2 separate regions of the Homo sapiens genome follow, and region 2 is linked to region 1. Evidence: chromatin contacts called from ENCODE Hi-C data. All regions are on one chromosome and are shown on one strand. Each heading gives the region's core, a stretch centred on a gene start or an enhancer-like site at or near the end of the contact. The rest is flanking DNA. Distances are from core to core; before and after follow the strand shown.

The links. Hi-C counts contacts between places; a loop is a spot of excess contacts on that map. Pooled maps may share reads with other maps.
Region 2: a loop to region 1 is called in a map of endothelial cell of umbilical vein, with 11 times the contacts of the local background. The contact joins two enhancer-like sites. A Hi-C loop is called at or near these places in 3 of 168 maps with a recorded cell type or tissue (MCF 10A, chondrocyte and endothelial cell of umbilical vein) and 3 of 50 pooled maps.

The regions. Positions count from the first base shown.
Region 1 is chr5:169,694,888-169,697,445 of GRCh38, reverse strand. It overlaps DOCK2 (dedicator of cytokinesis 2), which reads right to left. Exons shown (of 52, transcript NM_004946.3): 10 at 1,508-1,643. Among named protein-coding and RNA genes, the nearest start is that of DOCK2, 59 kb to the right of the region's middle. RefSeq lists an enhancer at 769-1,968. Within about 2 kb of position 1,290, at least 5 of the 41 ENCODE cell types and tissues checked have a DNase peak (open chromatin) inside an H3K27ac peak, as active enhancers do; they include endothelial cell of umbilical vein, where a contact is called at or near this core.
Region 2 is chr5:169,348,914-169,351,471 of GRCh38, reverse strand. No RefSeq gene overlaps it. Among named protein-coding and RNA genes, the nearest start is that of SLIT3, 49 kb to the right of the region's middle. Within about 2 kb of position 1,276, at least 5 of the 41 ENCODE cell types and tissues checked have a DNase peak (open chromatin) inside an H3K27ac peak, as active enhancers do; they include endothelial cell of umbilical vein, where a contact is called at or near this core.

The sequences.
Region 1 (2,558 bases), core at 41-2,540:
AAGCTCCTGGGGCTTCTGCTGAAACTAATGGGAAAGAGGTACATTCTTTCCACTGGTTGCTAAGTTGGTAGGATGCAAGCTTGGAACAGCTGGCTGATAATTTGCCAACTAGTTGGACAGCCATCTTCTTAGTAAGCCAGCATGAAGACATAGGGGCTGAGCAAGAAAGAGACAAATTCTTCATAGTAAGCCAGCATGAGGACATGGGAGCAAGAAAGAGACAAACTGATTTGAGTTCCTGGATCCAGCTATGCCTGAAGCGATCTATTCATAAGCTCTTCAGTTACACCAATAAAGTACCTTTTCTTTTCCTTCTTCTACCAGTTTAGATCAGATTTCTGTCATCTGACACCAAAAGAGAGGGCAGGCTACAGCTGAGGACAAAGACACACTTTGCAGTAAGGTTGAAGGATCCTTACTGCCTTAACAGAAACACCATGATGTCAGAAATGCCCCCACAAGTAGAATCAGAGCATTTTAGAGCAGTAGAGGATTTCATGAATTAACCAGGTATGAGTCCTTCATTTTGCACATAATAAAACTAAGGCTCTGGGGAAAATGCTTGCCCAATATCACTGGCTGGCTAGCTAGCCGCAGTGCCAGGTTAAAAAAAAAAAAAAAACAGTGAGCTCAGTAAAACATCCTCCACTCCACCGCTTTGCAAGCAGTGCCAGGGGACTAGTTGGAGAGTAAGCAGGTCTGCGATTACAGATCAGAGCATCTTGAAGTGAGAAACCTGAAACACTGAGGTTAGCTATGGTACATAGGGGTTATGCACGGTATACTCTTAAAATTTTATATTTTAATAAAAAGAAAACTGGCATATCAAATTGCCATTTTCACAGGAATTTAAATCGCCTTTGATGAAAAACATACATTATGTAAAGCAGGTTGATTAAAAGAAACTATATTTGGTAAATAACAGTACAAGTGGTAGTCAAACATAACTAAAACCATAAAAGTGGGGCAAGAATGACGAAGCCTTAGAAACCCCAGGAGAGCTAAAGCTTAAGAGGAATGCAGAGCTGATGTTGCTGTACAGCAGCCTCATGCAGGGCTCTGCCTCAGGTCACGCCAATTCTCCAAATGTCCGTTTCCATCTGGAATTTAGATGTGTGGTAGGTGACTCATTCTGTGTAACTGCATTTCCTGTCCTAGATGTACTTTTTAAATGATTTGCTCCTCATAATTAGATCCTGCCTGTATTGTTTTTCCTTTTTCACAGAGCTGGGGAGCAAAGGTGTCAACTGCTCAGACGGCCCCGGTCTCCCGATGCTCTACTCCAGACAAGAGGAGCCCATGATTCACTGTGTTCATCATAAATCTGGACTTAGTCACCAATTATTTTGATTTAGTCACCAGAAATGTAGTTATTAAGGGCTGTCTGGCATAAATTTTGCAGGGGTGGGGGCAGCAGGAGGCGGTTGGGAAACAAATCATCATTACAATTCAGCCACATAAAATGTGCGCTCCCATAAAAATCAATGATGCAGAGTGTGCCCCTTACCTGCCACCCCAAAGGGCCTCCTCAGTCCCTGCGTGCACTTCTTTGCACCAGTATCCTTAAGATCCATCTTGCCGACCCGGACTATTTGACAAATCAAGTAAATTTTATCCCTGTTGAGGTCTTTGTTTCCAAGATCCTGGGGGGAAAGAAACAAAAAATTGACCATCATGTGCTGAATGGGGGAAAAAAGGTAGACAAGAAAACCCAGTAATAGTAATTTCTGAGGGATGTATATAATACTTGCTATACATGGACCAATCATACAATAAGTCCTGGAAAAGATAGAAACAAGGCTCTCACATCCATTTCACAGATAAGCAAGGTAAGGTTTGCAAAGGAAAATGAGTGATAAAACTCTAGTGTTTAATCCCAATTCTTCCCTCTCAAAATGATAGGGCAAGAGAAGGGTAGAGGTGGAATATCAGCTGTACAGACAGGATTCCCCATATGCCGAGGTGATAGATCCAAAAGTAGCATTTGCTACAGATGACTCGGATGACACCATCGGTCACATCATTGCTCAGAACCTCTGAGAGAGAAGACAAAAGGAAGAGAAAAAAATCATAACAGCTACCATTTCCTGCACATCTAAAGTGTGGCCATCAGTTGGGTTGAGGTAGTGCTAACAACCCCAATATCTCAGTGCTTACAACACAGCAGAAGTTTACTTCTGGTGCAGTCTACAGGGCCAATGCAGAGGGGTGGGGGCTCTGATTACTTACTTACTCTGGGCCCTTGGCTGGCAGCTCTGTCTCAGCACGGGTGCGCTCACTGTCTCTGCCACAGGGGAAAGGAATGTGGCAAATCACTTCTGGCTTTTAAATCATCTACCCAAGAGAGATGCACATCACTTTTTGCTTGCATGTCATTTGCCAAAGAAAGGCATATGGCCGCACCTGACTTCAAGGGGTCAGGAAACTGCAGTCAACTATCTGTTTGTTTATTTATTTATTTTATTTATTTTGAGACAGGGCTTCACTCTGTCACACAGGCTAGAGGGCAGTAGCATGATCACAGCTCACTGCAGCCTCAGTCTCCCAGGCTCAAATAA
Region 2 (2,558 bases), core at 27-2,526, 350 kb after region 1:
GAATGTAAAAATCGGGGTGAAGACTCTGGAAACCTAGGGAGCACACCACCTGTACCAGGGATATCCATTCTTCACTTGCAGTGGGTTATTGCCAGGTCTTTCAATGCTTTAACAGAATCAGAAATGTGGTATGTAATGTAAAAGCTCCTTATCTTTAAAATGTTGCATCAAATATTGTAAACAAAACTAGGTGTGCCAAACAAAACATGTTCGAATGTCATTTTTTAAAAACTCTTGGCTACCAGCTGGAGCTCAAACAAACAATGACATGCAGTGAATGCTCTTATCCTTTCCAGGTCTCTAAGAAAACCCAAAGTCCCTGCCTCCAACCTTCCTCCCCGACAGATACCCACACTACATCCCCTCGCTCCTACTGGCTCCCCAGACAATGAGCTGGACAATATGACCCAAGAATTTCACTGCCAAGGTATTGCTGCCAAGGTTTTCGAGTTTCAAGTCCCTAGTTTAGAGTGAGTCATCTCAAATTCAATTAGTGGAGAGTTCCTCTGGGTTCAGTCACCAGTGGCAGAGGGAGAAATGACTCAGACGGTGGAGCATGCAGTGCCTAATGGGTCCAGCATGTGGGGGCTTTTGAGATTGTTGGGCACGGTGCTCATGGTGCCCGAGGGGAGTACAAAGCGGGGCTGGAGGTTGCAACATGCTCTCAGCTCAACTCATTGTTGGCTCTTTTGGACTGAAAGATATTTGAGATATTTGTATTTGACCTCAAACATATGGTGGATCTAGCACCTCAAGGATATATATTATTATAAGCCTGTTGGCTCCTATTCCAGCCTCGTTTCCTTCTGCCAGCCTGAACTGCACATTTTGCATTCTGGCATTACCAAACTATTGTAATTCCCCAGGCTCTTTCTTGCCTCTATACCTTAGTGGTGCCATTGTTTCCCTGGAATACCTATATGTGCTTCTGACAAACTCCTTTTTGTGCTTTAAAGCTCCAAACAGACATCACTACTTTTGGGAAAATAACTCTAACACCCCCCCATTTGTTAAACTTGTATTCTTCCTTTGTCCATCTATAATTTGAACTTACTTTTCACATTGTATAAAAACCATTTGCTTATCTGCTTGTCTGCCTAGTTAAGGAGAAGCCTTTAAGGTCAGAAAGCTTGTAATATTCTTCTTTACAGATGAAAGTACCTTATGCATGGGCAGGCAGTCCATCATAGTTTACAGAGCAATCTTGGATTGAAATACCACACAGCTCTGAAATGACTCAGCGTGGACTATCTCAATCCTATGGGCCAGACCAACAGTATCATTAACTCAGCCTCTGCCATGTAAGCCCTTCTGAGTTGTCTGTGGTCATAAGCACAATAGTTAGAGCAGGAAACACAGGAATGCACAGATAATCCAAAAGTCAATAGTTTAACCTAGCCCAATCATTCACTCAAATCCAGTAAACATCTTTTGAATAACTGCTCTGTCAGGCACTGTTCTGGGCACTTGGGATATAGCAATCAATAAGATTGCTCTTATAAAGCTTATATGTGGTAGGGAAGAGAAATTAAACCAGTAAATATAAAGAAGAGGATACCAAGTAATAAGTACCCTAAGGAGCATCACACAGGATAATGTGATACAGATGGATAAGGTGGGGTGGGATTTTAGATGGTGTGGCAGGGCTAGTCTTTCTAGGAGCACTGCATTTGTGCTGAGACCTGAATTATGAAGATCTAGCAATAATAAGATGTAAGGACAGAGAGAGCATTTCCATAGACCAGTGGTCTTCAACCTTTTTGGCACCAGGGACTGGGTTTTCCACAGATGGAGGCGAGGGTAGGGATGGTTTTGGGTTGATTCCAGCACATTACATGTGTTGCACACTTTATTTCTATTATTATTACATTGTAATATATAATGAAATAATTATGCAACTCACCATAATGCAGAATCACTGGGATCCCTGGGCTTGTTTTCCTGCAACTAGACTGTCCTATCTAGGGGTGATGGGAGAGAGTGACAGATCAACAGGCATTAGATTCTCATAAAGAGCACCCAACCCAGATCCCTCGCATGTGCAGTTTACAATAGAGTTTGCAGTCCTATGAGAATCTAATCCTGCTGCTGATCTGACAGGAGGTGAGCTCAGGCGGTATTGTGAGCCATGGGGAGTGACCGTAAACACAGATGAAGCTTCACCCACTCACCTACTGCTCACCTCCTGATGTGTGGCCAAGTTCCTAACAGGGCCCCGACCAGTACCATTCTACAGCCTGGGGGTAGGGGACCCCTGCCATAGAGGAAACAATGACTGAAAATACTTGGCACTGGAAATGAACCTTGTATGTTCAAGGAAGAAAGAAGGCCAAAGTGGCTGGAGCAAAGTGAGAGAGGGTAAGAGATAAAATGGAAGGTGTAATCAGGTGCCAAACCAGGAAGTGCTTTATAAGGCCATAGTGAAGAATCCAGATTTTTTTTGATGTGATAAAAAACCAATAGAGGGTTTTGTGCACCTTTCTTCTATTCTGTCACTTTCTTCCAGTGGGGATGTATGCTCTATGAGAGAAGGAGGAGAAACAGTAGAATGGAGTAGC